Regions from separate parts of the Homo sapiens genome. Here region 2 is linked to region 1. The links are chromatin loops, found by intact Hi-C in ENCODE. Cell type or tissue: PC-9. All regions are shown on one strand. Links, peaks and the distances in the headings refer to the core of each region. The heading gives the core; the rest is flanking DNA.

What was found. Peaks named below come from ENCODE experiments on the same cell type or tissue, not always from the same donor. Only the 100,000 strongest peaks of a DNase experiment are listed, where the experiment ranks them.
Region 2: it touches region 1 in a loop (5-fold over the local background); 2 of 110 quality-filtered maps call a loop at or near these places.

Annotation. Positions count from the first base shown.
Region 1 is chr6:2,469,857-2,486,504 of GRCh38, reverse strand. No RefSeq gene overlaps it. Among named protein-coding and RNA genes, the nearest start is that of LINC02521, 160 kb to the left of the region's middle. In PC-9, for the core only: no CTCF peak of the experiment used is centred there; a DNase peak (open chromatin) is centred at 9,944.
Region 2 is chr6:2,532,780-2,549,427 of GRCh38, reverse strand. No RefSeq gene overlaps it. Among named protein-coding and RNA genes, the nearest start is that of LINC02521, 93 kb to the left of the region's middle. RefSeq lists a silencer at 6,366-6,455. In PC-9, for the core only: no CTCF peak of the experiment used is centred there; DNase peaks (open chromatin) are centred at 6,417 and 7,137; H3K27ac peaks cover 1,243 bases.

The DNA of each region.
Region 1 (16,648 bases), core at 6,866-11,865:
TGCACCTAGGACACAGCCCTTCAGTGCTCCAAGTCAAAGCAAGTGGAGGATTGGGATACACTTAGTTTGGGTTACATTTACACAGCTCATCATTACTTCCAGGTACAGTAAAATCATTGCTGCCATCCTGGTGTGGGCATAGCTTCCGGGAATGCTCAGAAAGCCCATTCTACTGATGCACCCAGCGTGTGACCCAAAGTGCAGAATCACAGGTCATCTCCCAGGCCAAACATCCTCCACAGCACAGGAAGTACGTCGGGAGGGAAGGGAATGAAAGTTTGAAAAAGAGTCAGAAGCCAGTCTGTCAAAAGGTTTTCCAAATCTTACAGCTTACATATGAGAAAAAGTTGACAGAAGTTATCCACAACTTGATAATAACACTAACACTTACATGACTTACCAATAATGAGTTGTAAAACTGAAAGAAAGATTTTCAACTTATCAATAAGAACCAAATTGTGATTGATTGTGCTAAAGACTGAATTTTCTCACTATTATCTCTATAGAAATGACATTACAAAACTGTAGTCAGAAAAAAGGCCATCAAACATTATACAGCAGAAAATATAAGAAAACAGGAATTACAGAGATTGGTTGGACAATTAAGTAATAAAGATATTATTTTCTTGGATTTTATGCTGTTTGTGGTATTTCACAGGTTTTGAAAGTGTGTAATTCACGGTAATTTCTTTTATCTTTCTAAATGATAACAATTGTGTACTTAATTTTGTATTTCTTCTTTCTGAAAGAGGACACCCACATTGTGTAAGCTCAGGCCCCTCTCAGCCTAACTCTGTACCAACGTATGCGTTTCGAAGGCTTTGTTCCATAGTTACTTGAGAAGGGATCCTCTAGCTCTCGTCATGCCACTTAAACTCCCTGGATTTCATTTTAGTCGTCTGTAAAACGAAGGAATTAGCCTAAAACTTCTGAGATCTGTTGCAGCTCTAAAAGCAAGGCCTCTGCAATGCCGTGAATCGTAGCAGTAAGATTCAGCAAGGCTTTCCTCACTGTGTGACCTTGTAAAATTATGTGTCCTGGTTTGACAGATGAGAAAAAAACTGACCCAGAACAAGAAAAAGCACGCACACAACTGCAGAACTCCAAAAGAGAGCAACCGAGACAGAAATCAGAGGGACGAACAAAACAGCAGGTGGCCAATTTGGCCACGTTCCAGGGCAAGGTGCTGGAGCATTTGGGCAAGACTATCAGGGCAGGTGGCCAAGGCCGGCTTTGCAGATCAACTCAACACCATCTCAAGGATATAAAATGGTTAACGGCAAAGAAAATGGAAGACAGCATTTCTTTGGACAAAGTTTTTAGAGTGCCACGGCAATTTCTGTCCCCATATCCAGAGGTTTGGAGTTCATATTTCTGCATAGAAGTAGGTCTTCTAATTATTAAAATCAAACTGTTGTGGTGACTAGAAGTGACTACAGGAGATTTTCTTTCTTTCATTTTTTTGTTGGAGATGGAGTCTCACTCTGTCGCCAAGGCTGGAGTGCAGTGGCACGATCTTGGCTCACTGCAACCTCCGCCTCTGGGTTCAAGCGATTCTCCTGTCTCAGCCTCCTGAGCAGCTGGGACTACAGGGCATGCCACCACGTCCAGCTAATTTTTGTATTTTTAGTAGAGATGGGGTTTCGATATTTTGGCCAGGCTGATCTCGAACTCTCGACCTCAGGTGATCTGCCTGCCTTGGCCTCCCAAAGTGTTGGGATTACCGGCGTGAGCCACCACACCCGTCCAAAGTCACACTCTTAACTTAATGGTTTAAAGATACTCGAGACAGAAATACTATGTAAATTATGCAGTGCTTTACAAATTTTAATTTGGATTACATTGCTTTTATGAGTCATTATATCAACAAATCTCATACTTAATAGATTTTATAGATCAGTATGATTTACAAATATTTTGAGAGGTAGGTATTAGGTTGCTAAGTCTTTATTTGCCAAGTAAAAACATTTTTTAAAATCCCATTGAGAGGTGAAGCTGGCTGGGCTTCTGGGTCTGGTGGGGACTTGGAAAACTTTTCTGTCTAGCTAAAGGATCGTAAACGCACCAATCAGCACTCTGTGTCTAACTAAAGGTTTGTAAACGCACCAATCAGGGCTCTGTGTCTAGCTAATCGGGTAGGGTACTTGGAGAACTTTTCTGTCTAGCTAAAGGATTGTAAATGCACCAATCAGCGCTATGTGTCTAGCTAAGGGTTTATAAATGCACCAATCAGCACTCTGTCAAAATGGACCAATCAGCACTCTGTAAAATGGACCAATCAGCTCTCTGTAAAATGGACCAATCAGCAGGATGTTGGTGAGGCCAAATAAGGGACTAAAAGCAGACCACCTGAGCCAGCAGTGTCAACCCACTTGGGTCTGCTTCCACGCTGTGGGAGGTTTGTTGTTTGGCTCTTGGCAATAAATCTTGCTGTTGCTTACTCTGGGTCTGCGCTGCCTTTTTTTTGTTTTTTTGTTCTTGTTTTTTGAGATGGAGTCTCGCTCTGTCGCCCAGGCTGGAGTGCAGTGACGCAATCTCTGTTCACTACAAGCTCCGCGTCCCGGGTTCACACTATTCTCCTGTCTCAGCCTCCGGAGTAGCTGGGACTATGGGCACCTGCCACCACTCCGGGCTAATATTTGTAATTTTAGTGGAGATGGGGTTTCACTGTATTTTAGCCAGGATGGTCAGGTCCGTGCCCCCTTTAAGAGCTGTAACACTCAATGCAAGGTCTGCACGAGACCATAATCCCACTGGGAGGAAGAAACAACTCTGGACGCACCACCTTTAAGAGCTGTAACACTCACTGCAAAGGTCTGCGGCTTCACTCCTGAAGTCAGCAAGACCACGAACCCACCAGAAGGAAGAAACTCTGGAGACATCTGAACATCTGAGGGAACAAACTTTGGACACACCATCTTTAAGAGCTGTAACACTCACTGTGAGCATCTGTGGCTTCATTCTTGAAGTCAGCAAGACTGAACCCACCAGAAGGAACCAATTCCGGACACACCATCATTTAAAATCACTAACATTTTATAAGAGGAAGAAAATGTTTAAATATGTAGGAAAATATATAACAATACACCAGCAGAATAAAAAATAGGAGTAGAAACGTAATAAATTTAACTTTATAAATGTTTGCCTCATAATTGTTTTTCCCCATAGGCATATAAAAACTTTGTTATAGACCTGGGCATGGGGGCTGTGGATTAAAAGCTTATTGAGGCATTGCTTTAGTTATGGGATTTCAGCAACCAAAAAACCGTGATGGTCCTATCAGCATTTCAAAGCTATTTAAATTGATATGAACCACAAACTGAGCTATAAATCCAATTTCTTTTATTTTCTGATACAATAAACCAAAACATCAAATTCTAACATCACTCTCTTAAGTATCTCCTCCTCAGAATTGTCCATGAACCCCAAAGATTTACCAGGTCCAAGGGTGAAAGTGGGACTTGAGTTCTCAGTGCAAAAGAAAACCCTCAATGCACCACTGCAATTGCTTCTTGTCACATGGTGGCGCTGTTGAAGCTTAGTCCTGCACAGCCCTGGCAATAAAGGAACTGCCTAGGCCACCAAGGATCTTCAGGGGTCTTCAAGCCCTTTCCGAAGTAATGCTTGCCACCAAAAGCATTCTATATTAGAGCTTCAAAGTTGCAGCTCTTAAAGATATGCTCTTTCATCTCACATAGAGGGGAACCTTCCAGAACACCAACTAGCCTAGGAGCAGTTCTAACAGCCACCACCTCAGCCTACAGAACTGGCACTCCCCTTTCCTCCATGTCAACCACTTTGGCAGGAATGGGGCAGATTTTGCTTTGCACACTTTGACCAGAGAAATGCTCACCACGTCCCCTCCCTGGACACTCAGATCTCCATGCAGGGGAAGCCCTGAGTGGCCCTGTTGAACAGAGAGTCCTCTCAGTGATAGCCAGGTGAGTGTGCACTTAGGCCTATGCTGCAGAAAGGCTGCCATCTCTCTGTGATATTCTCAGCAGCCCCCCTCTCTCTCTCCCCACTCCGACCCCGGCTAGACATTGCTCCAGAGAGAACGCCCTGCTTAACGGCCATCATGCCAATCTCAAAATCTGCTTTCTGGGGATGCCAGACGGCAATGCTGGGCTGTACTTCAGAAGTTCTGGTCCTGACCATTGGATTCCTTAGGATCACAACAGACAGCACGAATAACTCACATGCTTACAAAGGTGAGCAGCTACTGCAAAGGAACGTGGGAATACGCCCTAGAGGTCACTGGCCTCAGCAGCAGCCAGTTGATCCAGCATCCTGTCTGCACTTTACAAATTGGCGGGAGGAAGTACAGCACTGCTGCAGATGGCAATGTCACCCATCGTGGTGTTCTGGACAGATCCAGTTACGTTGTCTGGCTCATTCAGTAGGATGTGTCCACATCCTGCACCCCTTGAGCACATCGGGGTGAGCAGCTGTTCACTCTGAAGACGTGTGTGGTTTCATATCTCTGAAAGGCTGGATGCCCAAGCCACAAAGGCTAACCTGGGAAAAGATCACTGGGGACACTTTCTCAAAAGGTGGCTGCACAGCAGGTGGCTCTAGGGATGTCTAGGCTTCTTTCTCACCTGACCCAGCCATCCTGACAACAAGCAGTAGAGCACTGGGGTTTAGGGTAGTGGCTCTCAAAGTGGTCTGTGGACCAGTATGAGCATCACCTGGGAAATTATTTTGAAATGTAAATTCCCAGGCCCTGCTCCAGACTTACTGAATCAGAGACTGGGTGTGGGACCAGGGAGCTGCATTCTAACAAGCCCCACAAGGGGTTCTGATGCAAACATTTCAGATTAGTGTTTGGGGACTTTTTCTGTAAAAGGCCAGATAGTAAATATCTCAGGCTTTATGGACTATGTGGACCCTGTAAGCAGCCAGGGATAGCCTGCAAACGGATGAGGGTGGCTGTGTCCCAATCAAACTGTATTTGTAGATGCTGAAATTTGCATTTCGTGTAATTTGATGATGTCATGAAATATTCTCTTATTTTAATTTTGTCAACCATTTAAAAATGTAAAAAACAATTTTTAGTTGCCAGGCCATACAACAGGCAGTCTTCCAGATTGACCCCAGCCTGTAGGTGCCACCCCTCGTGTTGAGTTCGGACTGGATTGGAATCCTGGAGCTCCCCTAACCAGGTGGGCAGCCTTGGGCAAGTCATACAGTCTGTGTGCCTCAATGTCCGCCAATATGAAATGGGGCAGTACTAGCACCTGTCTCACATGGATGCTATTAACGTTAAATGGTTACCGCACATATCACAGCCCTAAGTAGGAGCTTCTTATTTTCCCGTCCATGCGTAACTTACCTCCTTCTTATGGTCAGTTGTCCATTTCATGAGAGGTACAGCCGTCCAGCACAGAGACCCCCACAAGTGACCCTGAGGCTCCCAATGGTCTTGTCTTGGGCTCCCCGAATGCCTTCCAAGATGGGTTCATAAGGGTTGCATGCTGCTTTTGCCCCAGGAGACGAGAACCCCCAGGGCTCTGGCAGGACAGCATCCTAGTTAGATGAGCTGAATGAGCTCTTTCTCAGCCGTTGATCTGCTGTGCTGCTCGGGGTCATCCGCAATGTTCTAGGCAACGCACCACGGCTCCAATTTAACAGTTGACAAGGTCAGTCCACCCTTTATTTATAGCTTGGCCTGGAAAGTGCCAAAAGCAATGTTTTAAATAACAGTAGGGCAGGTGTCTGTGTGTGAGAGACAGACAGAACATGACAAGGGAAAAGTGACAAGAGTGGCAAATTGGCGATTCTTGCACAGGGAAGCCAGCATACCAGCCCTAAATGACCCTGCTGAAAGGGATGAGGAGGTAGCATGCCTGGAGGAGGAAGTGGAGACCTGGCATGGAGCCTCAGCTGGCTGCCTGGACAGTGCCTGTATGGAACCAGGCCAAGGCCCTGGACATCTGTGATACACACTTGTGATGTGTTCAGGGCTGGGGGTGCCCCTCTTCTACTGTGCTGTCCTTCCAGAGCCTGGGAAGCATGCTCCAAAACGTTCCTTGTCTTCTCTCATCAAAATGTAAGCCACGCTCTCCAGGCAACAATAAAATCCCTATTTGGTGCAACTGGCCCTTTGCTCACTCCTGCCAAATAGGGAAGTGCGTGGTTTATGAACTAGATAACAGTTTCTGGCTGTCCGTGATGAAAGACACTGAAATATGCTACAATGGAAACTGTGAAGTGTTTGTCTCTAGAAATTAAGAGTTTTCGATGTAAGAGGCAGAGGGGAATAAAGAGGTTTTTCTTGTTCAACATTTTCCTATTTTGCTAAACAAAAAGAGTCTGATGCAAAATAGAAAATTCAATTGCACACATTTTATCTAGATATTCTGTCACTTATGTATAACAGGAACTCCAAGAGGTAATCAAGATTCTTCCTATTCACAGACGACTCAACTGAGGCTCAATAAGGTGAAACAACTTTCTCAAGACCCTGTGGGCAGGAGTGGAGGAGTGAAGCTAAGAGTCCATTTGGCAAATGAATCTGAGCCAATGAGAAACAGCTCCAAAACCATCCCACGAGGGAGCAGGTGAGAAAAGGTCCCTATAGAGGCAAGGAAAGCCCCAAAACACTGCCAAAAAGTGCCTACACATGATCTATTTTGTCATTTCTCTGTGGCTTCTTTAAAAATTAATTTCCCCATAGTAAGACAGCCTTTCCAGAATAAATCAATTTCCCCATAGTATGACACCCTTTCCAGAATCAATTAATTTCCCCATAGTAAGACAACCTTTCCAGAATAAATCAATTTCCCCATTGTATGACACCCTTTCCAGAATAAATTAATTTCCCCATAGTGTGACACCCTTTCCAGAATAAATCAATTTCCCCATAGTATGACACCCTTTCCAGAATAAATTAATTTCCCCATAGTGTGACACCCTTTCCTTGGCTTTCAGTGACCACTTGTTAAGATCCTTGGTGACATTGTCCTTCACAGAGATAACTATTTGGGTCGAAATCTCTAACCATGTCATGTGAATGCCAAGGATGGACTGTTCTGACCCCGTCCTCAGAGACAAATGCTCTACACTCTGACACATTATTTTTTGTCTTCTCTTCGACTCCAGCCCTGTCCTTGTTGTCACTGACTCCGTCCTGCTTGGCCCAAGGACAGGCTGAGCTCTCCCCAGTACCATGTGGACACAACAGTCATGAGAGGGCCACAGCAAGGGGTATCCATGGAATATCGTCTTGCTTAGGATGTTTCAAACTTGTCCAAAGGACAACAGGAGGACTTTACCCTGGAGGACTTTTAGAAGAACATGTGTTCCACTATGCACATCTGTAGTAAAGGCCGACAAAGAAACCAAACTGGGACCAATTGAGCTAACATTTCTTGAAGGCCAGTGCCAGACACAAGCCCTGAGTCACAGAAATATGGTAGCCAACTTTGGATGAAGCCAATTTCTCATCCCTACTTCCCTCAGCAGAAGCCAATAGTGAGATGGATACTCCCACCTGACACGTGACTAGAACTCATTCTCCGAATTCTGAATCCTCTTTCATTACTCTATAAACTCTGCAACCTGATAGTCAGTGTTATCCCTAATTCAGAAGAAATTCTACCTTAAAGCTCTGCCTCCCCTGGCCCATTCTCCTTCCCTTGGCATCAGGAGGTATTCAACCATTTTGATGAGCCTGGAGATCTAAACTTATGAGAAAGGTTTGCCTGGGCTAATGCCCCTGCCCTGTTGGGTGGTGCCTGGGGTGCCATGGCACTTGGGCACGAGGAAAACACACCACCCCCCATGCAGGTGCTTTCATGGCTTGGAGAGAGTGCAAAGTGCATACTCATGCCAGGGGTGGCCAGCGTGGCAGGTGGGAGCCCTGGGTCTCCTTCCCAGGTATCCACTGCTGAGTCAGCCCTGCCAATCCTCCTCATCTGTTTTGCTTCAATGTCTGCCCTAAAGGCTGTGAGCAAAATCGTTCCCTCAGCATTTTCCTTACAGCTAAGAGAGGGAGAAAGAGAAAGATGAAGGACATTCACCCTCTGGCCCTACCCAGAGGCCTCTGTGGGCGTCCCGCAGGCAGAAGAGGATGACAGATGTCACCCCTTCCCTTGTGTGCAGGGGAGGCCGCCTCTGCCTGATTCTGTCCAGTTAGCAAAACAGGAGGAGCTGCCAAGACAAATAGCTGAGATATGAGAGTTACAGCTAGCGCTCACCACGGTGTGAAACAGACCCGTGAAACGAGACATCAAGGATGCTGCTTGGAATAGCTTGAATGTCGAACATTCTTTCCCAGTGGAGGGACAGAAGGAGGCCAGCAGCAGCAGTGTGGGAGATGGAGGCACAGTGTTGTCCTGGGGGCCGACACACGGGGCAACCCCAGGTATCACCCTGGGAGGTGGGAGACAGTGCCCACTCTTCACCCATTCCATGCCAAGGCTCCCTGCTACCCTCATCAAAAAATAACACGGCTATTAATAGGTCATATCAAAAGAGCCCTTGTAGTTTATAATCATTTTCATCTGGCTTAGGGAACAGCAACCATAAAATGTCTGTCTGGTGGCTGCTGGGCCGGCAGGGCAGGTTTATATTAGCTAGTACTCAGAACGTGGTGGCAATGACAGACTAGGCAGAGGATGGTTTATGGGCTTTAATGCCTGTGCTGACATGGAGGATCGGAGCGAGATTTATTTTATGCCCGGGCCATCACTGAACACTGAAAACCAGTCATTACAAGCCAGATGACAACTGGAATGCACTAATCACTTGAAGGAATATTTATTTGGTTTTTAAGTTTTTGGATGAATCTGGTTTTCGGAAAGTCAGGCCCGCTAGGAAGTCAGACTATGCCATTATTACATCCAAACCATTATACATTTGCTAGCCAATTATGTAATCCTATATGGAAAACATAACCAGAAAGCAGGATAAGCCCCAAGACCTGAAGGCTCATTATTCCAGGCTCACCATCATCTGTGGTTACTACACACACTAAATATTATTAATGGACCAAAAGAACCCAATACTTGTAAAGTCTGGTCAGTATCATTAAATCCACAGCTTCCTGTGACAGTGAATTTGATGGAGTGGCAATATGTATTAGGTCACTTTTCTTCTGACTCATTTCACTGGATTTCATGCGATAAAGTAGCAAAAAGAGGCCATTTTTATTAAGCCCATTGTCAGCCTAAAGGTTCAATTAAGTTTCTATAAACACATCTTCTTTTGACACTACAACCATCCCTGATGTTAGCATTCCTGCTCTCAAGCAAGTCATGCCTTAGAATTAACTACATTTACTCGTGACATTGTTAACAGTTCCTGCTTCTTCCAGATGAGTAAAGGAGGTTGGGCAGAAATGCTGGATATGCTACTATTTCTTTTTTCTTTCTTTTTTTTTTTTAAGATGGAGTCTCGCTCTGTTACCCTGGGCTGGAGTGCAGTGGTGCCGTCTTGGCTCACTGCAACCTCTGCCTCCTGGGTTCAAGCGATTCTCCTGCCTCAGCCTCTTGAATAGCTGGGACTACCGGTGCATGCCACCATGCCTGGCTAATGTTTTGTATTTTTAGAACAGACAGGGTTTCGCCATGTTAGCCAGGAGGGTCTCGATCTCCTGACCTTGTGACCTGCCCTCCTTGGCCTCCCAAAGTGCTGGGATTACAAGTGTGAGGCACTGCGCCCGGCCATATGCTACTATTTCTATAAACTATGGCCTAACACTACCTGTATCATCTTCAATTCATGCCATCCCACTTAACTATCTTGTTTTTCTTTCCTTTCCAGAACTCTATGCGAGCACTTTTTTGGGATAATTTTTCTCCCTAGGAGGATCCATCATTTTCCCAGTGCACCAGGAACAAGAAGCCTGGGCTGATTCACAGAGGGCGGCTCAGGCAGCCCCTCCCATGACACTCCGCCTAACTGGTCAGCCAAGTGTACCCAAGGCTCCAGACAACGTCACAGCCTAATGGCTGCTGGGTGTGTCCACAGTGTGGAATGCATTGAGCTGTTTGCTCCTGTGGGCACATTTCTGAGTCTATGTCATCCCCACCAAAATAAATCATGTTTTAAATGTACATGAACTATGACCATAGATGTGCTCTCCCTGTCTCTTCTCCATCATTAAGTCTCAGGTAAGTACAAAGCAAATAAAGGAAAAGCCCTCTAATGTGCACGGAGATTCTGGGGCTTTGGAGTGGCTGTGTTATACTTGAGAGATGGCAGCATGCGGGTTTTAGGGAGAAGGCAGATACCAGAACCCAGCTCCTGCCCTTGAATTCGTTGTTGCCAGTTCCTGTCTTGACTTCAGGTGTCGTCTCTTCACCCACCCCCTGGCTTCTGTTCAACAACTTCTACTTTGCAGGATGTTCTTGTTTTGTTTTAGAGACAGGGTCTCACTCCGTCACCCAGGTTGGAGTGCAGTGGTGCGATTATGGCTCACTGCAGCCTCGAACTCCTGGGCTCAAGCAATCATCCCACCTCAGCCTCCTGTGTAGCTGGGTCTGTAGGCATATGCCACCATGCTTGGCTAATTTTTTGTATTTTTTGTAGAGATGGGGGTCTCCCTATGTTGCCCAGGCTGGTCTTGAACTGCTGGCTTCAAGCGATCCTCCTGCCTCCGCCTCTCAAAGTGCTGCGATTACAAGCATGAGCCACTGCTCCTGATCCTACTTTGCATGTTTTGGATTTTGTCACATTTGTATTTAGCAAACTTCAAGAAAAAAGGTATCAGAAAAAAGAAAAGCAAATCTTGCTGCATTTTTCTTCCAGGGTAACCCTGTGCAAGGAATTCATTCATTTTCTTATCTAAGTACCCTTTTTCGACCATGTCAGAAATCAAGACATTTCTAAGACAACATTTAAAGGTAATAAATTAGGCAAACACAAACCTATTTTTCAAAGGCTTTGAAAGACTTTCAAAGCTAGGGCACAGAGGGCCTGGCCAAGGGCTGCAGCTCTCCGTGGCCTCACGCGCAGTACTCTCAGCATCTGCGCCAGGGGTTCTCTGTTCTGGTTCCCACAGGTCCACGCTGCATCTCCCCCATCCTGGCATGGGCCTCCCCAGTGGGCTTCTGTCCTCTGACTTTCAGTTGGCTTTGGTGATAGAGAGTGAGGTCAGGGTATTTGCTCCCCAGCTTCCTTCCTGAGGAGTTGCTTCTGATGGGCTTTGTCCCCTGAGCTAAGGTGACAGTTCTTCTCCAGCTGGCCTTTGCCACAGCACTGTCTCCTTTCATGTTCCTGTAACCACTGGCCGCCCTCATCCAGTGTTACTATCACCTGCCATTTCCCTAAACCCTGTTGTCAACTTTGTCCATCCCCTCAAATTATTATAATTTGTTTCACCGTTTGACTGATTCAACACGGGGTCTCATGGGGAGGTCTGGCCAAGCACAGCCTGGAGCCACGTGCCATGTACTAGAATGTTCCGAGGTTTGGGATGTTTGTGGCCGCAGAAAGGAAAGGATCTGTGCTGTAATGCATGCTCCAATGCGGCCCATTAGGATTGTACACATCTGAGGGGCTTTTCTGGAAAGCTCTTATCAAAGTCTTTGGTCTATCTCATGGTTCTTTGGCGGTCTACACTCTACATTGAACAACGCTGGCCTGCGTGAATATTGCTAGACATGCACAACCCACAGTTGAACACCTGGATGGATCTTCCAAAAGGAAGCACACTTACGCCAGCAGCACTGGGATCAAGAAACAGGCATGACCAGCATCCTCCAAGCTCCCTCCCGGCCCCAGCCACTCCACCTCCAGTGGTAGCTTTCACACAAACTTTTAATGCCATCGTCCCATTTGTGCTGTTTTTGAATGTTACGTAAGTGGAACCGTGTTATATGTACCTTTTTGTGTCGACCTCCTTTTGCTTTAGATTATGTTTTGGCATTTATCTAGGCTGTTGCATATGTTCATTCTCATTGACGCACAGTTTTTCACTGTGGACACATCACAGCATTTATTCATTCTACTCTAGAAGAACGCTTAGGTTGTTTCCACATCGGGGGCTATGAAAATGGTGCCACCGTGAACATACACGTGTCTTTTGCTGAACATGGTGTATGCATTTCTGTGTGCATGTATGTTGGATCATTGAATCTTAGATAATGTGTATGTTTAGCTTTAGGAGATGATTGCTAAATAGTTTTCTGGAGTGATTGTATTAATTTTCATTCTGGGTAGACTTATCTTTTTGATCATTTCCTGAGTGTGTATGCATGTTGCACCTCTCCTATTGGGATTCTGGACCAATGAAAGGCTCTGGTTTAAGGCCCTGATGAAGATGTTTTTAGGCCCCCAGGCAGACTGGTGAAAACTCTTTGGCAGAATTTGCATCAGTACACCAAAAACCAGGGTCTTGGTGCCGTGATTTGTACCAGCTCCTCCCTGCCTGCCCTTCTGACCCATGTTCCCTCCTGGCCAGCGCTGTTCAGGACAGACAGAAAAGAGGAGACTGGGGTTTGGGAAGAGAAATGGAGATAAAGTACACAACAGAGATGTGGTGTCAATTTCCAGCGCGGATTTGAGAGCAATCCAAGGGGCAGGGTTAACCCAGACCTGAAAACCATCCTGCTCTTCGGGCGTGCGGCCTTGTGTGTGGGGAGTGGGGGACCCCAGGGGGGTTGCTCCACATCAAGCAGACCCAGGAGAAAAACACCTCTTACTTTGCATTATCGGCCACAAAGGAAAATAATGACACAGGCATCTCACTGGAATGGATGGAGAGGAAAATCCTGAAATGTCTCCATCGAATAAGGAATGAGAAGTGGGAAATAATTGTGGAGTCCCCACTACTACCAATGTAAGATACATTAAATACCACCGATAACTTCCCTAACTAGTGTCTAGCAGTATTGTTTCATTTTATAGTATAGATAATTTAATAAGAGCTACTAACATTTATTCACAGTTCTAACCCCTAAGGCTGCCGTAACAAATCACCTCAAACTGTGTGGCTTAAAGTAATGGTAATGTATCCTCTCACTGTTCTTGAGGCCAGAAGTCTTGATCCAGGTGTTTGCTGGTCTGTTCCTTCCAGAGGCCCTGAGGGATCCTCTGTGCTGGGCCTCTCTCTCGGCTCCTGATGCTGCAGCAATGCTGGGCATTCCTTGGCTTGCAAAGCATCCCCTGATGGCTGCCTGTGTTCACATGGTGTTCTCTGTGTGTGTGTGTGTGTGTGTGTGTGTGTGTGTGTGTGCGCGCGTCCAAGCTTTCTTCTCTTGTAAGGACACTAGTCATGTAGGATTTAGAGGCCACCCTACTCCAGTATGGCCTCATCTTAACTTGATTACGTCTACAAAGACCCTGTTTCCAAATAAGGCCACATTCACAGATTCCAAGTAGACATAAATTTGAGGTTGGACAGCGGCGGGGAGAGGCATTGCTTTTCAACCCTTTACACCCCCTACATGATTTTTCTCCATGACCTTAAGATGAAGTATGAATTCTCCTCCTACATAGATGTCCAGGGGCATAATTTTTGCTGTTATAAAGGGAACCCAGATGTATGTAATGAGTCTTGGGATGGAGCGAGAATGTGAGTTAGGAGAAAAGAGGCTCTTGTCCCTTCTCTGATATGCGTAGCTCTTGTCATAACTTAGGAGGGAAGAGAACTAGGGGAGGACACTTAGAGGACAGCTACTGCTAACGTTGGCCAAGGTCTTATAGTACAGTGAAGTAACTAGCTTATAAACCCTGAGGCAGCAATGTCCACAAAATGGGGAATTCCAGCTGCTTATAACCAGAGAGAAAAGGCTGTCCCATGTTTTAGGGCTAATGAACGCTTGCCAATGGCCTATTTCCAGGCAGCCCGGAGCACCTGACTGGCAGGAGAGTAGAGCACCTGTGGAGATCCATGCACAGACACACAGCCATGGAAGCTGTGGAAATCTTTCCACTTTGCTCTGTGATGCACATTTTATGTCTGTCATGCATTCTGTCTGTGAGTTTCTCTTTTTTTCCGGGGTGCCTACAGCAGGACCTCACCCCAGACAATGGCAGGATGGCCTGGAGATGGGAAGGGAGGAAAGGCCATCCTATTCCATGAGCAGCATTCCCAGTGGTGCCGCACAAGCCAGGCCATAGCAACAACTGGAAACCTTCTCCTGGAGACCTGGGGAAGGGTCCAGCTCACACAAAGCCTAACTACTACCATCACCCGACCTCAGATCTCTGTGCCACCATGATCTAGTACACCAGAATCTGCAGGGCCAGGTGAAGTTGGCGCAGCTTTTGGTTAACAGCGATGCAAATGGGACTTCAGATTCAGATGACTGTTGAATCCAATAAAGAGAAAATTGGGAAGTCTCCATTTATTGCTTACATTTTTATTCCGTAAAAAGTCAACTCAGATGACTCAGTCCAAAGGAAACCTATTATCGTGTGTGCTTGGAAATGCCCAAATTCACTCTATAATTTTTAAATTCACTCTATATTTTAACATTTGGTTCATGACTAAAGGAGCTTCAGGTTTTGAAGGCAATTACCTTCACAGCATATCAGCTATAGCTAATGATAAATATCCATTCTCAGCTCAATTCAGGGCAGGGTATATTTTCAGAAAATGGCTCTTTTAAAAGTATAACTGAAAAGCAGTGGTCAGGTTAGGCCTACTTAGTGTTTAATTAGGACATGGTTGCCTCCTTAGAAACCCTAAAAAAGAGGACCTTTGAGGCACAGGTTGCTTCTGTAAGCATTGCACATGGATCAGAACCGAATTATTTTCTGTTTCAAAAACAGCTTTTGCCAAGGGAAGGTGCTGCCTGGAGCCACGCTGAGACTGACACGCCCTATCGACTCTTTTGTTCTGACTTTCCAACACACTCATCTCTTCGCCTTGGGTTTGCTCAGCTGGCCACGAGCACGTGCTGAGTGCAGGCTAAAGTTCAGGAGAGGATTCACAGAAACATCAGAGAGGTAAACATGAGAAAGAAACGAGGAAATTCAAATTGCGCTGAATATGCCACCCATCTGTCATTAATTTTGAGTGGAGTTGCAGCTCACCCACAGGGTAGCTTCTCATATCAGAACATAAGAGGGAAATAGGGCATCACCTTGAACCATCCTCAGAATGCCCCACGTGGACATGCCCTTCGTCATTTCCTTCATTGGTAGAAGTGTTGGCTGCTTCTATGGTTGAACACCAAATGAAGGTGTTGCCTGGGTTTAGAGGCCATTTCTCTTTAAGCCCTAGGCTCACACTCAGCGCATGGGATGTTTATGCCATAAGTGCGTGGATGTTTATGCCACTTGTGGCTGATGAGCGGCACGGCACCTGCAGAGCCCCCAGCCCTGCTTCACTCCAGGACACACAGTGAAGCATGAGAGTGTGTAATCAACCACAGCATTTAACATTTTTTTTATTTTTGCAGAACACGTAAGGTTGAATTCATAGAAGTGAAATGTAATTTTGATATAACTCCACTCAATTTCAAACCGACATGCACATCTCAGGGGTGATACATAAAACATGTATGATAATTTTCCATATTTATGTAGTTAGTATGTAATTAATAGCTAAGTAGTTAAAGCAGTTACATGTGCTGGGCCTGTGCATTTCATGGAAAATGAATGAACAGACTCATTTATGGTAATTGGTTGAATAAGCTTCGGAGTGGCAGAAACACATCTAAAATTAAGACTAATGAACATAAATAAATCATTTGTTTTATGATGGCTCAATCTATAGGCTATAAATGATAAACTTTGAAAGATATGTTTTATATCTTTATACATGTTTTATAAAAGATTATATTACTGCAAGTTGGAGACAAGCAAGAACCAAATAAGTGCTATCAGCCTGAAATGCTGGAACTAATCAAGCATTGAAGACAGGGAGGTGAATAGATTTCTTGCTGTTCCTGGATACTGAGCTATAAAGTGAACTCTAACACAATTTCTAATGGACTATTTTCATACACCAAACAAATAATAAATTGTGATCCATGGAGCAAGTCCAGCAAAAGCTTCTAGCAAATAACAATTAAAAGAATAGAAGGCTTATTGATTACTATGGAGTTATTTATTTTAAAATATTGCCATCTTAAAGCAACATATTACTAAATTATGGATGATTTTTAACAAATTCCTCATTTAAAAAGATGGAAAGCTCTGGGAAGCCTCATGATCTTTATAGAATTCTCTGTCCCCCAAAGGCATGGGAGAGCTAAACTCTGGAGTAGACATTTCCTTAACCAGTCTTAGCAATTCTTGCTTCCTCTCCCCCAAGAAACTCTCCCCTTTCTCTGATGGAGGAGAACAATACAAATTTCCTTAGAATCGACAGGCTATGCCTTAGAAGCCACAATAGCTTGTGAGATCCAGCTGACCTATATTGGGTAGAAAAACCCACAACTGAAATGAAACAAAATTCTTCCTTGAATCTACAATATTGGAGCTTTACTCTGGAAAGAGATAAAATGACCAAAACTTTCCCGATGTGCCTCCTTCACCTGGGCTTCCCATCCTGAGGAAGTAGCTGGAGTGAGCTGGGCCTGGCAGGTCTCAGCACAGCCACCCCAGGAAGAGCGTGTCCTCCTGCATCTTCGCCCGGCTCAGCCAGGTGAGGAGCCAGTCCACATCTGAGGCCGTATCATTTACCCAAAAAAGAAGAAATGCAGTGCATTTCCCCAAGAATGGGCTGTTTGGGAGCAAATCCAATTTG
Region 2 (16,648 bases), core at 4,270-9,269, 66 kb before region 1:
ATCTGTCTGTCTTATCTATCTACACATGTGTATGCATATATGCATATATTTTTTCTGCACTTATATTTTTCATGAGGTTGAAATTTCTCAGTCTTTGTTGCTGCATGTGGTTCATGATGCTATTTTATTTTATTTTGTTGCATATATCTGTATTGTGGGTTGATCTTGGACAGTTAACATTATTATGATGCTTCCCTTGTTGGTATATGCTAATCTATCTATGCTCTTGTTAGCCCACTCTCAATGCAAACAGTGTTTGCTCAAGAGTAGGAACTGTTTTCATTTGCTTGAGTCTCTGATAGAAACTATTCAGAGGATGACATTGCCTTGCTCTTGACAGCTCAAACTTTATCTGATTGGGTGTATTTTGGGAACTGGGAGAAGTAATTGGACTTCAAAGCCCCAATTGTTATCAGTGGATTCTCAGCTAGAATAAAAAAAAATGGAAAATTCCTGATCAAATGTTTAACAGCAGTGGACCATAAGAAGTGCATAGTCTGGCACATCATTCCTCATTTAACATTTATTCAGCAACTATTTATTGACCACTTACTGTGATCAAGGATCTTGGTGAACATTGAACAGTGAATATTGTTGTGGTCCTGAAGATACTCATAGCCTGTGTGTATATGTGTGCTAGTATGTATGTATCTAAATAAGCATGTCTGTTCCAAAGTATGTGGGTCTAAATGTGTACGTGTGTGTGTGGTACAGACAGGGAGAGTGCTCACAGGGTGGATAGACAAACAGACTTCTTCAAAATTGCCTGTCAAAGCATAGTAGAAGTAAGCCCAGAGCACTGAGAGGAACCAGACCCAGACTCGAAGTTTACAGGAAGGATTTCCACCAGAGCAACAGCAAAACTGAGACTTGAAGGTTGAATAGGAATGGAGCCACACAATGTGTAGGAGGAACAAAGATGTTTTAGTTAGAGGAAAAGGCATATCCAAGGCCCAAAGTGAGACTGTTTCAGCATGAATATGGCTTTGAGTGTGACACAGGAGTGTAATCACCTGACAGGTTCATCTTGCCCACCACCCACAAAAGCTGGTGCACTGAAAACAGCAGGTCTTTGCAATAGAGAAAGAGTTTAATACATGCAGAGCCAGCTATGTGGAAGCACAGCAGTTTGTTATTACTCAAACCAGCTTCTCCGAACATTTGGAGGATAGGGTTTTTTAAGGATAGTTTGATGGGTGAGGGGCTAGGGAATGAGGAATGCTGATTGGCTGGGTCAGGAATTAAATCACAGGGGGTTGAAGCTGTCTTCTTGTGCTGACCCAGTTCCTGGGTAGGGGCCAAAAGACCAGATGAACTAGCAGTCTGGGGGGTGCCAGCTGATCCATCAGAATGCAGAGTTTGAAAAATGCCTCAAACACCAATCTTAGGTTTTACAATAGGAGCAGTTGGGGAGGTTTCAGATCTTATGACCACTGGAATAATGGCTGGTTATCCTTCAACTACGCCTACATCTTAGCAGAGTTCGGACCCCTCCCTAATCTTGTAGCCTTTCATTAGTTTTTCAAAGGCAATTTGGTATCTAAACAAGGAATGCATAGCTTTGCAAAAGGCTGTTATCATCCTTGCTTTAAGGTTAAACTATAAACTAAATTCCTCCCAAAGTTAGCTTGGCCTATGCCCAGCAATGAAGAAGGAGAACTTAGAGCTAAGAAGCCAAATGAAGTTAGCTATGTCAGAGTTCTCCTACTGTCATAATTTTGCAAAGGCAGTTTCAGGAGGACCTGTGAGAGTCAACGTGGGGGAGTTAAGAGACCAGATCACACCTCCAAGCCCCAAGTGTGAGACGGAAGCTCCATAGCACATTTCCATTCTGCTAGAGTAACAGTCCCTAGAATAGCGCTCTGTGGTTTGTTCACTGGGAGAGCCTGAAAATCCTCCTGCTCTGTCTTCACCCCCACTTCTTCCTGCTCAGTGTAATCATGTAATCATTGCACAAGACTCAAGAAGACCGTAGTGTGTTTGGTGTGAGACAGAAGGAGAGCTAGACCTCTCTTTCCACTGAAGCCACACACTCTTTGTGAACAAGCAGTGTTTGTACCCCTTTGTAAGATATTCCAGCACTGTGAGGCATCTGAACAAACGTTTTAATAGATACCACACTCTGCTCCCCCGTGGTCAGGCAAGAACATGAAGGCCTCTTTCCTGCACCCAATGGTGTGGATTGCAGATTTAGGCGAGTTGATGTAAAAGATCTGATGGGGCTGCTTGGACGGATTTCCAAATAAGCAGTTTCTCACGAACGTGGAGCAGAGTGATGCAGAGACCTACAATGTGATGAAAGAAGTCCAAGACAGCATCAGAAATGACCCATTAGAGGGGAACGGGGGCAGAGGTGATCAGCGTCCCAGCTTTTGCTAAATGTAACATGACTAGCCAAGAAAGAGAAGTCATTATTGAGAAAATGTGGAAGTCCAGCCAAGAGTTTGGGTGACGGAAAATTAAATATAGTTGAGACATAAAATTTTACAATATAGGGATTGTAGGATGATTGGAAGGCTTTCATAGTTTAAGAATGCAGTTCAATGGACCATCTCTTAGCATTATCCTGGAAGCTTATACTTTTGATTAAAACCACACAAATCTATCTTAGAAATTCAGGAAAGTGTGTGCATACCTTAAACCCACACATGCTACCACCTGGACGACTAGTGTTTTCATTTTCTTTCTATCTAACTTAATTAAAGTGGCCATGGCCAAGCTGGAATTCCTATGTGAACTTGGTGTAGAAAATTCAAAGAGGTTAGAGATTTTTAAAAGATTATTTAAGAGTTTACGCATAGGATCATTTTCAAGGGATATAGGCCAGACACAAATATAGCCACAGTGCTTGGAAAAATGACCATAAATATGCTTTGGTGCTGCCTACCTGGAGGGGCTTGAGGCTGAGCAGGGATAGCACGACCTGACCCATGTGAATAGTTCTATGATCGATCACGTGCAGATTTGGAGGGGGTGGTGATCGAGGAGGGAGGAGGTGAGCTGGAGACAGGCTAGATTTGAGTCCTGGCTGTGGTCCTCTCCAGATGTCGCTTTGTTCATTTCTACGTTGTCTGCTTCACTTACATCCACTTTCCTGACTCAGCCAGCTCCCAAGCACTCATGTAATTGCACTGGGGCAGGAAGATGAGAGAGTGCTGAGGTTTGGAATTACTAAGGCCAAGATCTGTCACACCAGAGAGCATTGTGTGCCATGAACAAGAAGCCCAAAGGAATAAAAAGTAATCAAATAATAATCATGGTTTTGAGGTGTTTAGCAGATCTGAATTTCCACAACATGCTAAATAATAAAAATGTTTCTCAAGAAACATCTACCCTAATAAGAAGGAATCTCATGGTCTTAAATCAGCTGAGTTCAGTTCAATGAGCATATATTGAGATTCTCTTATATTTGAGGTGCTGTGAAAAACAATGGGAATAAGAAGAGGAATCACATGTGTGCACATCGGTGACAATTCTATCCCTCTCTATCCCTACTGCAAACAGAATTGCGATGTATCTACAGGAACGGCCAACCTCAGTTGCTTACCAGTTCTGGGCGAGGCACTGTGCTAGGCCCTGAGGCTATAGAATTTATTATGACAAAGTTCTCGTTCCTAGGAGCTCATATACAATGACTATTGCCTTCTTTCTCCTGCTTGATAAAGCTCATAAACTCTCAGCATCAAAAAAGTCATCATGCAGTACAGGAATAAAACCCTAAAAGATGCCAAAACTTGGTCTAGCTTTTTGGGAACATGATCAAGAGGAAAAAAAAAAAGAGAGAGAGAGAGATACAAGAATGAGGGAAAAGTTTCAGTCACTTCCTTCGCATTAAATTTTAAGTTATGTATATTCTGACTTGGCACACTTTCATCTTCTGTGGCTGTTTTATTCCCATGTATTCTAAATATGCCTGCAAGAATTAGCAAAAAAAAATCTCAAAACAGGAAATATAGTTAAATGTAGATTTCAGATAAAGAATGAATAGCTTATTATAAGCTATAAAAAGTTATTCATTCTTATCTGAAATCCAAATTTAACTGTCATGAATTTTATCTGGTAATGCTAATTAGGAGTTAGCTCTGTGGGTTTATTTATTTATTTTTTGCTTTTTTTTTTTTTTTGAGACAGAGTCTCACTCCATTGCCCAGGCTAGAGTGCAGTGGCGCCATCTCGGCTCACTGCAACCTCCGCCTCCCGGGTTCAAGAAATTCTCCTGCTGCAGCCTCCCGAGTAGCTGGGACTACAGGCACTTGCCACCACACCTGGCTAATTTTTTTATTTTTAGTAGAGACGGGGTTTCAGAATGTTGGCCAGGCTGGTCTTGAACTCCTGACCTCAGGTGATCTCCTCTTCTTGGCCTCCCAAAGTGCTAGGATTACAGGTGTGAGCCAATGCGTCTGGCCAGCTCTGTGTTTATAGAGAAGATGTACTGCATTCTCCTGGGGGGTACTCAGTCTTACACCTGAGCAAGCTCTATGCTTAAAGTTCTCTCTAGATCCTGGGATTCAGTTAGTCTAAAAGCTCAAAACTTTTGTTTTATCCATCTTTGATTTAAGCTAAGAATATTTGCCTGCTTCTTTGAAGAATTTTATTAGCTTTTTACTTGCTGCTTTTTAATTTTCATTTGGTCCTGGTCTATATTATATTCTTGATCTTATTTTCTAAAATCGATTGGCATATGCAATCCTATCTAGTCGTCATGTGGAAAATCAGTCCATTTTAATCAAGTGAGGCATTACATAGTACCTCCCAAAAAAGTTCTCATCGTCAACCCAAATTTTGCTGGTAAAGGGAAAAAAGCAACGAGAATAATGGCAGAGTTTGTCCTGCTGAGAATGTGATACCAGCAATATTCTTTATATGGGACATTTGGTTTCAAATACATAACCTCTTTAGTTAAATTTAAATTAGTTAAACTCACTTATTTATTCACAGATATTTAAATGCCCATGTGGGAGCCACCATGGGCAGCAACAGAGACTGGCACCTGCTTGTGCAGAGCGGGCAGCCCATAGCTGTGTGGCCAACCAGGTGGCTGCCAGCCACATGTAGCTACTTGAATTTAAATTTAAATTAATAAAAATCACATGCTGTGTGATATGGTTTGGCTGTGTCCCCACCCAGATCTCACCTTGAATTGTAATAATCCCCATGTGTCAAAGGTAGGGTCAGGTAGAGATAATTGAACCATGGGGCAGTTTCCCCCATACTATTCTTGTGGTAATAAATAAGTCTCAAGAAATCTGATGGTTTTATAAGTGGGAGTTCCCCTGTACAAACTCTCTTGCCTGCTACCATGTAAGACATAACTTTGCTCTTCATTTGCTGTCTGCCATGATTGTGAGGCTTCCCCAGCCATGTGGAACTGTGAGTCAGTTAAAATTCTTTCCTTTATAAATTACCCAGTCTCTCGTATGTCTTTATTAGCAGCGTGAGAACAGACTAATACACCATGCTAGCCACATTTCAAGTACTCAATAGCCACATGGGGCTAATGGTTACTGTGTTAGACAGCACAGACTATGGAATGCTTCCAGCAGTGCCCGGTGTCCTACAGGACAGTGCAGAGCTATAGGGAAGCAAAGGTGGGATGATTAATTTCTCAAATTATTACTTATAGTAATTGCAAATATGTTACCTCCCATGAAATAGACATCCAAGGAGTTATACGGTCACATAACTAGAGAAGCCTCTCTGAGGAAGGGATGTTTGATGTGCAGTGGAAAGTAATGCACAGGTGGCTACGGGACAGAGAGCTGTCTGGGTAGAGGGGCTGGTGCAAACCAAGGTCCTCAGGGGCAGGGAAAAAAAAGCATTAGAGGAACAGACAGAGGCATGAAGGAAAAAGAGAAAAAAGGCACAAAAGGAACTTGGAGCAGGAGCCTGGAGGGCTGTGGTGAAGACCAGAGGGTTTATCTGAAGAGCCAAAGAAGGGTTGAAGTGATGTGTTGAGATCCACACTGCCTGCTGGGCAGTGTTAACTGAATAATGAGGTTCATATTTTTGGAAAGGAGAGATTTCTCATACAGGGTTGCATCCTGCAGGGTAGCCATTCTGACAGGTTGGGAAGCGTAGCCTCTGGCCAGAAGCTAGAAACAGACACTTAGAAGGTGGGAAGAATGTAAAAGGGATTTATGCTGAACCAGGTGACCAAATGCACATATTCAGTAAGCTACAGAAGGAGGCACGAATGGAGAAACGTGCACATGTGCAATTGAGCTTCATGCCTCTTCATGGGTGGCATGTACAAAAAAATGACAGTGCTAGCATAACCTGAGAGTGGAGTGTTTGGCCCTCTGAGATCAGAAGGTGAAGTGGAGGACAGGAAAACCCTTAGTATGCAATCTCCATAGACTCAGCAGAACCACTCTGTGGTTGGTGGTTTCTTATCAGGAAGGAACGCAGTTGTGTTGAAACCACAAAAGGGAGGGGCAGAAGTCAGGAGATTCTTCAAAATCAGCAATGGAGCTAGTCTTTCAAAACAGCTGGTTTCTGTTTAACCATTGAGGAAGAAAACCTAGTGGCGGTTAGCAAGGGAGCGGGTATAGCAAGGCGTGTCTGACCTTCTATCCATCATGGCCATGAACTCAGTTTTTACAGTTTCTCTAGGGTTCCCCTGGCCAAGAGAGTGTCTGCTCAGTTGGTTGAGGGGCTTAGGATTTTATCTTTATTTCTCAGCAGCAAAGTGAGCACTGAGACACCAGGTGTATGCTGTTGCAGGGATCCAGGTGGGAGAGAGTATGGCAGCTGGGAAAGTGTAACAAGCACCACAGACTGAGAGACTTGAACAACAGAGACTGGTCTCCTCACAGTCTTTGGGGCTGTGAGTCTGAGATCAAGGGGTCGTCAGGGTTGGTTTCCCCTGAGGCCTCTCTCCTGGGCTGGTGGAGGGTTGGCTTCTCCCTGTGTCCCCACATGGTCTTCCCTCTCTGCATGTCTGCGTCCTCATGTCCTCTTCTGATAAGGGCACCAGTCAGATTGGGTTAGGACCCACCCTAATGACCTTGTTTTAATTTAATTACCTCTTAAAAAACCCATTTCCAAATACAGCCACGTTCTTAAGTACTGGGGTTTAGGACTTTAACATAGGAATTTGGGGAGAACCAGTTCAGCAAGTTTAACTGTTCAACTAGTGTCAGAGGGATCTTAGCATGAAGGTCAAGTAGGTTCATCGTATGTCACTGGCTTATGCCCCTACCCACCCGGATAGCCGAGAGACACATTCAACTCGAGAAACACACAGGACAGAAAAACGGTCTCCACTTTAGAAGCTCTAGTCACAACATATTTGAAGGAGTTCAATAAAAAGAAAGGGAGATGGGCAGAAGTTAGTGCTCTACCAGAGCTATGTGATGATGTGAGTTCTAATTGCCCACTATAGTCCTCATGACTCCCGCTTGGGAGTTTCGGGTTAGCAGATTGGCAGGGCTGTAGCTCCCAGCAGCTTGGCTGCAACCTTCCCCCATCTCCCTCTGGTTTGCCTCCTCTCTCTTTGGGAATGGCCTTCTCAGTCCTGTCTACCTCGCTAGTTGCCTCTCAGCTTAGACATCGGCTCCTCTGGAAGGGGTTGAAGCTTTGCAGGAGGTGTAAATGCTTTGGCTGCCCTGCCAAGTAGCAGACCACTGGGCAGGGCCCATGTGAGCAGCAACTCTGAAGTTCTCCTTTACAAATCAAAACTACCAATAAAATTATCTTAAATAAATTTCTGATTGTCATCAAGGGTCAACCAGGTAAACCCGAAGACTAATGGCAAAAGGAAACGTTTTTCTCTGGAAGTAACAAAACAATTTTTAACTGAAAATTTCAAGAGCCCAGAAAAGTCATAAAAGAAGTCTGACATTTTTTTAAAAAGTGGGCCGGGTGTGGTGGTTCATGCCTGTAATCACAGCACATTGGGAGGCTGAGACAAGCAAATCTCTTGAGCCCAGGAATTTGAGACCAGCCTGGGCAACATGCCAAGACCCTGTCTCTACAAAAAATAGCCAGGCATGGTGGCGCGGACCCATGGTCTCAGCCACTCAGGAGGCTGAGGTGAGAGGATCGCTTGAGCCTGGGAGGTTAAGGCCACAGTGAGCCATGACTGCATCACTGCACTCCGGCCTGGGTGACAAAGTGAGATCCTGTCTCAAAAAAAGAAAACAAGTGTGTGAGTCTGTGTGTGTGTGTGTGTGTGTGTGAGAGAGAGAGAGAGAGAAAGAGAGGGAGAGAGAGACAATTCATAGAAGGAGTTAGATCTAAGGCAAGCTAACTTTCTAGGGGAACTACTGTTTTGAGCACTTTACTTGTATTGTGTCATTTAATCCTCACAGCAGCTCATGAAGTAGATATCACATCCACATTTAAGAAGTGAGGAAATGGAGTACTGTAAATACTTGGCCGAGGTCAGACTAACTACTAAGCAGCCGAATCAAGATTTAAACCTATGTTTGTGTAATTCTACAACATGGGCTCTTAAAAGCTGCGCTACAGGTAAAAGATCAGAGAAGACATAGCAGGTATCCAGCAAGGTCAGGATGTTGAGAAGTGACTGAGTGATTGAATTGTCACTGTCCCTAGTTTGACGGTGAGGGATGCACAGAGAAACAGCCCCACCTCATATTGCTCAAACGACCGAGTATTGGTCCATCCTCTCTAGAAGAGCATTTGTAAAAAAGAGACTTAAACAAGCACAATTCTTCTTCAGGAATCCAACCTAAAAATAGTCAGAAACTCCAGAAAAGCATTGCAATAAATTGTTATATAATGTTAATGTTACATTATGTAGCCATCTAAATGGTACTATTGAAAAAAACATGTTTTCTAATGATATTAGAAAATGCTTTCATGACTAAGAAAAGAATTTCAAGAAGAATACTTGTATATACATATAGTATTATCCTAATTTTGTTATTTTTAAAGAACATATACATGTGCTTAGAAAAAAAAATCACTGGAAAAAGCCCACAAAATAATGGCTACTCCTGAGTATTGTATCTACTAGTGATTTATATTTTCTTCTTTAAATTTTTGTTTTCCAAATTCTCTATAATGAGCATGTATTGTTTTAGAATTAAAATATTAATAGTAGAACAATTTTAAAAGGTCAAATAATAAATTTATGCCATGTTATGGGAATAGTTCTTTGACTTCTTAAATAATAAAAGAAATAATAAAGAAAATGGGAAAATAATAAGGAAAACAATGAAATAGGAAAAACTGGAAGTAAAGGCAAGTGACAAAAGTTTATTAATTGAATAGAATTTGTAATAGTAACATACTGGAAATAATACGTGCAATGATGAGGTTAATTATGTTAATCATAATATATAAGTCTGCAGGTATTTGTAAACAGCTACAAGCTAAGAACGTAAAGACTTGGGAGATGTATATATCTCTCTTCTGACACCATCACTCTTTGAGGTCACCAATGACATCCACACAGTTAAATCCAATGGCAAATTCCCAGTCCTGTCAATTGACTCCTCCTTTGACCCATTGGCAACTTCCTCCTCTTTGACATTCTTTCTGCCCTTGACTTCCAGAACACTCCAGGCTTTCTTCCTGCTTTAACTGGCTACTATTTCTCCGTCTTTTTTTGAGGGTTCTGTCTCCCCTTTGGGAAACAACAGTTCAGTGTTCTGAGTCTTGGTCCTCAGTCCTTACCTCCTTTCTATTTACATTCATCTCTGGGTGATCTGATGATGTAGGTCTATAGGCTGACAATTCTTAAATGTCTCTGTCTAGCCCAGATCCTCCCATAACTCTGGACTCCTATCTCTATCACCTCCACATGAATTTCCAACAGACAGGTCCAATTTAGTACATCATACACACACACACACACACACACACACACACACACACATACATGATAAATAGTACATGACCTTCAGAGCCTAAAATATTTGCTATCTGGCCCTTTTCAGAAAAAGTTGATCAATATAATATGTATATAATCTTCACATTAAATTAATAAGAATAAAAGTTCTGTTATTACAATATCAAAACATATATGTAAAATCACATTATATGAAATATCGCAAAATGAGAGAATGCATAAAGATGAGAAGAGACCAAAAATTGATAGCTGTTTTTACGCATTCATTCATTATCCAATATTCTTGAGACAATTAACTATGTGTCAGACCTTGTTTCTGTGCAGAAGAAACATCAATGATGAAAACAGACAGAAGCCAATGCCCTGTGGAGCTTACATTCTAGCAGGAGGGAGGCAGATGGTTAACAATAAGTATTTAGTATGCTCCAAAGTCAGTGCTGTGGAAAAGGTGTGTTGTCGCAGGATTGTAAATAGAGTAGGCCATGCATGTCTCATTGAGAAGGTGAGGGATGATCAAAACCTGGAAGGAGGTAAAGGCGTTATCAATATGGGTTGTGGGCAGAAGCACATTCCAGGCAGAGGCCCTGAGGCTAGAGAGTACCGGGAATGATGAGGAATAGCAGGAGAGCCATCCACTGGACCTCCATGAGTTAGAGAGGTGGTGGGGTGGGGTCAGGGCTTTGAAGACCTTTTGAAGGACTGAGAACAGTGTTTGAACAGAGGACAGGAGTGACATAGTGTGAGCCCCATCTTCAAGGAGTTGCTATGGCTGCTGTGTTCATAATGGACTTTAGGGGCTGGGGTGGCATCTGGGACCCCAGCTGGAAAACTGACTGTAGTAGTCCAGAAAAGAAAGCCATATTGGTGGCGCAAATAGTTAGAGGTGATCAGATTCTGACATATTTTTGAAGATAAGGCAGAGTCAAAATGATTTCTTCCTGGATTATGTGGTGGGAGAGTCAAGAATAACATCAACATTTTTGGACCAAGCAACTGGCAGGGTGGAGTCACCAATTAACTAGATGGGGATGACTCTCTGTGGGGTCAGCTTTTGTTGTACTAAATTGGACCTGTCTGTTGGAAATTCAGGTGGAGGTGTTAGATATAGGAGTCTAGAGTTGTGGGACGATCTGGGCTAGACAGACATCTGGGAATTGTCAGCATATAGACCTAAGTCATCGGATCATCCAGGGGTGAATGTAACCAGTTCAGAACACTGAACTGTTGTGTCCCAAAGGGGAGAAGAAACCTGCAAAAGAGACGGAGAAATAGTAGCCAGTTAAAGTAGGCAGAAAGCCTGGAGTGTTCTGGAAGTCAAGGGTAGAAAGAGTGTCAAAGAGGAGGAAGTTGCCAATGGGTCAGAGGAGGAGTCAGTTGATAAGCCCAGGAATTTGCCATTGGATGTAGCCATGTGGACATCATTAGTAACCTCGAAGGGAATAGGCTTAGTAGAATGATGGCATCGGAAGCCCAGTTGGAAGAACTTAAGAGAGAATGAGAGGACAAGAATTGGAAAGAGCAAATGTGGACAGCATTTCTGAGAGATTTTCTTGCAAAAGACAGCAAAGTAGAACCATAGATAGAATGAAAATTGCAGTCCAGAGAGGTTTTTTTTTCTCTCTTGCCAGAAGAAATAACAGCACGTCTGCTTGCTTATATGAATTATCCAGTAAGGCAGGAAGATTTGATGATGTAGGAAAAGAGGCTCCTTGGATGCTGGACTGATGTCCTTGAGTAAGCAAGAGATGGGATCCAGGGCCCAGATGGAGAGTCTGACTTTAGACAGTGACAGGGTTCAGAACATGCTACACCAAAATATGGCATCTCGGCGCTTGAGAAAACAGAAGCAGAAAGGCCACTCTCCCTTTCCCATTCCCTTCTTCGTGAAGCACGTCATGAGACCTAGGAAGGTCACTCTGACCTTCTCCTTCTCCCTCGCTCGTCTCCTGAAGACAGGAAGGAATGTCACAGAGGGACACCAACACCAAGAAGACTCTGAACAAACTAGCCTTAAGTTCCCCCTAGTTGTTACCATTAGATCCGGAGTTCGAGACCAGCCTGACCCACATGGTGAAGCCCCATCTCTACTAAAAATACAAAATTAGCTGGGCATGGTGGCAGGCGCCTGTAATTCCAGTTACTCAGGAGGCTGAGGCGGGAGAATCACTTGAACCTGGAAGGCTGAGGTGGCAGCGAGCCGAGATCGCGCCACTGCACTCCAACCTGGGCAACAGAGCTAGACTCCATCTCAAAAAAAAAAAGAAAGTATAAGCAATTTAATTAATGGAGCAAACATTTATGTCTAGGTCTGACTCAATGCCCTTATTTAAATCTTTTCTTTTAACCATTATGATAAAATATCCATAACATGAAATTTAGCAACTTAGTCATTTTTAAGTGAGCAGTTCAGTGGCATTAAGTACCTTCACATTGTACAACCATCACTGCCGTCCATCTCCAAGCCTCTTACACCTTCCCACAATGAAATTCTGTACTCGTTGAATTAAAACTCCCCAATTTAATTATTTTAAATACACAAATGTATTATAAAAACAAACTAGACTGCCTTTACTAAATATAAATATTACATTAAAGAGAAGAGGTTGAGGCATTTTTGGCAATGCTGTTAATATAAAAAATACTCATTAAAGAAATCTTGTAAACTATAGGCCAGGAGAACTGCCCTTAAGTCTTAAGTGCTGAGATAAGGGAAGCTAAGGGAAACTGGTGACGTCCCCTCCCAGGCTCTTTCTGGGTGCCCCACAGAGTCTGGACTCAGCAGACAGGTGCTCAGAGGGCAGGTGAGAGAGGAGCTCTTTCTGCTCCTCACAGAGCCATCATCACAGTGGGGGCCTGGGCAGTCTGCACACCTGCCCGGCCAAAGCTCACTCACTCTCCAAGAGCATGGGGACCGCCAGCTCCAGAGGGTCTCAGCTTTGCTTCAGTCCTGAGCTTACCTCACTCTTACCTGAGCAGGTCAAGTCCCTCTCGACCTTCAAGACCACAGCTCGTTCCCTCGAGACCACAGCTTGTCTCCTCCTCAGAGGCCAGCAGGCCACTCACATGAGTCCACTAGGTGCTCCTGCAGGTGCCGGCAACTCTTGCATAGGAAACAAGGAATCCTCCCAAATGACTCTGAGTTACAGATAGAGTAGCAGTGAGACTTAGGTGATTTCTAGCCTGATTCCCTTTCCAAAGAGAGTACCCGAGCACCCTCCTCATCCCTCTGATATTAGTAATTACAAAGCCTCAGACTGCAGCAACCTAATTTGGGGGAGAAAAAAAAAACAAGATGAGAAAAACACAGATATAATACACATTTTAGTTTCAATACAAGGAACACATCTGGGGGACCCGTGCTTTGGAGTGGAATATTAGAATACAATATCTTGAAGTGTTACCCTACGTTTCTTCCTATAGAGTGAGTAGAGTAGGGGTATGTTGACCTTACCCCGTACAAGACAATACATCATGAAACTCGGTAACTTGACAAATCTCAACTCGCATCAAGCATCTTGGTGCTCACCACTTCGTCTTTTAAACACGTACCTGTTTTTTAAAAAGCATCTGCTGATTTGTCAGTAAAGCCAGAACATAACACCTTTATTGTTATCTCCATAAATATTTCTATACCACGTGAAACAACCAATAATAGGCTAATTTATTAAGCACTAACTGCGTCAGGCATTGTTCTAAGAGATTTACATGTAATAACTTGTTTAATGTGCATAACAACCCTATGGAATGAGTATTATTATTACCCGCTGTGCCATTTATGAAGTTATTATAACGCCAGCTATGAAGAAAGCTCAAGAACTTTGGAAATACTGCACTAAGTGAAAGAAGTTAGTCACACATCATATGATTTCATTTATATGAACTATGAAGTGTCCAGAGTAGGCACATGTCTTTCCAGAGACAGAAAATAGATAAGCGGTTGCCAGGGACTCGGGGGAGGGTAGGCTGGGAAGCGACGCTAGTGGGTACGGGGTTTCTTTTTGGGATGATTAGAGTGTTCATGGTGGTGGTTGCATGACTGGGTGATTATATGAAAAACCACTGAATTGTACATTTAAACAGTCAAGTTTTATGACGTGAATTATACATCAATAAAGATGTTTAAAATCATACCAACTATCATCCCATGACCAGTTACAGATACAGGAATGGTAGCAGCTGTATTTACCTTTTATGTATTTATAGAAATATTATTAATGTATATAAGTTTTGATGTAAGGTAACTTTACAGTCTAGTTTTAGGTAACAATATATGCAGGTGGGATTGTTGCTGAATCTGAGAACTGATTAGCGTAGACAGAGACAGAGGGTGTGCCTTTCCCAGCCTGCTCCCAGAGCTGGACATGAGTGCTGCTTTTCCTCATTTTGTGGAGAGGGTAGAAACATCTTTGCTTGTTCCAAGGATAGTTGCCTCTCATCAGGTGAAAACACAGAGTTGGTTTTGTCATAGTATGAAATTCCAAATAGAAGAGGGTGTGTCTGGAAGGTGAGTGGACAGAGGGGTAGACTGCAATCCTGGCCCCTTCCCCAACCTCCTCCTTCTAGCCTCTCTGTCATGCGGCAGCAAGGGCTCTGCAAACCACCGTCTGCACTCCAGCTCACTCCCTGTTAGGCTTTGCACACTGTATGACTGGGGAGAGACCGGAAGAGGAGGAAGAAGAAGGGATTTGCTCCTTCCTGTTGGCTTCCTGTTTGCCTGCAATTGTGAGTTTTATCCCAACAAGACTTCTTCAATCTGGAAGCTGCAGTTTCTTCTTGTAGCAACAGCTGAATCACATTTGAAGTTTTTTCAGTATTTGCAGAATCAGTGTCATTGCATCCCCTCTGAGTCATCAGCAACAGCACATGTGTCCCCTCCCCAGGGGTCTGGGTTGCAGGCCAAAGGGACCCCTCCTGTGATCTCAGAGGTATTAGCAACAGCCAAGTTCCACATCCTACTTAGAGGTCTGTTTTGACTCTATTTGACCTCTTAGAGGTGGAATTCGGTCCCATGCCACACTCGTATGTTGAAATCTAACATCATAGTGCCTCTGAATGTGATGTAATTTGAAAATAGGGTCATAGAAGATGTAATTAGGAAGCTAAGATGAGGTCATCAGGGTGGACCCTAATCCAATATGACTGATGTCTTTGTAAAGAGAAGAGATTTGAGCACAGAGATGTGCACACAGGAGGAGCTGCCCTGTGAGGCTGAAGGAGAGAGCAGCCAAGGAACATCAAAGATTACCAGTAAACCACCAGGAGTTAGGAGAGAACATGGAAGAAATTGTCCCTCACAAGCCTCAGAAGGAACCAACCCTGCCTGCACCTTTACCTTGGACTTCTTACCTCCAGGACTGTGTTGTTCAAGCCAGAAAGTACCCTGCACACTATCTCTTTTTTCTCATCTATTGAAGCATGATTGTCAAATAAAAAGTGTATATATTTGAGGTGTACAACATAATGTTTTGATATGCATATACATTGTGAAATGGCTGCCACAATCAATCTAATTAACACATTCACCACTTCACATGGTTACGTGTGTGTGTGTGTGTGTGTGTGTGTGTGTGTGTAGTGAGAATACTGAAGATCTACTCTCTTAGCAAATTTCAAATATAAAATATATCATTGTTAACTATAGTCATCATGCTGTACATTAGGTCTCCAACACTTATTATCTTACAATGGAAAGTTTATACGCTTTGAGCAACCTCTCCAATTTGCCCCAGCCATCAGTCCCTGGAACCACCATTCTACTCTTTGTTTCCATGAGTTCAACTTTTTTAGATTCTACATATAAGTAAGACAACGCAGCACTTAATGTTCTGTGCCTGGCTCATTTTGCTAAGCACAATGTCTTCCAGGTTCATCCATGTTGTTGCAAATGTCAAGATTTCCTTCTTTCTTAAGACTAGATAATATTCCATTGTGTATATAATAGCTCTATTTTTAATTTTTTGGTTTTTTGAGACAGGGTCCCACTCTGTTGCCCAAGCTGGAATGCTTTGTAATGTAATTTGAAATCAGGAAGTGTGATGCCTCCAGCTTTGTTCTTCTTGCTTAAGATTGCTTTAGCTATTTGGAGTCCTCTGTGGTTCTATATGCATTTTGGAATTATTTTTTCTATTTCTTTGAGAAATGTCATTGAGATTTTGATAGAGCTTGCACTGAATCTGTAGATCACATTGGGTAGTACATTGGGTGGCACGATCATGGCTTACTGCAGACCTGACCTCCCCAGGCTCAGGTGATCCTCCCACCTCACTTTTTGTGCTTTTTTTTTTAAGAGATGGGGTTTCGCCATGTTGCCCAGGCTGGTCTTGAACTGCAGAGCTCAAGTGATCCACCCACCTTAGCCTCCCAAAATACTAGGATTACAGGTGTGAGCCATCACACCTGTATCTTTTGACTTTTTGATAACGGCCTTTCCAACAGGTGTGAGGTAATACCTCACTGTGGTTTTGATTAAAGAAGACACAAATAAATGGAGAGATATTACACATTCATGAATTAGAAGAATTAATACTGTTAAAATACCTGTACTACCCAATGTGATCTGCAGATTCAGTGCAAGCTCTATCAAAATCTCAATGACATTTCTCAAAGAAATAGAAAAAAAAATTCTAAAATGCATATAGAACCACAAAGGACCCCAAATAGCTAAAGCAATCTTGAGCAAGAAGAACCAAGCTGGAGGCATCTCACTTCCTGATTTCAAATTACATTACAAAGCTATAGTAATCAAAACAGTTTGCTACTGTTGCATAAAAACAGACACATAAACCAATGGAACTGAATAGAGAACCTGAAATAAACCCCTACATGTAT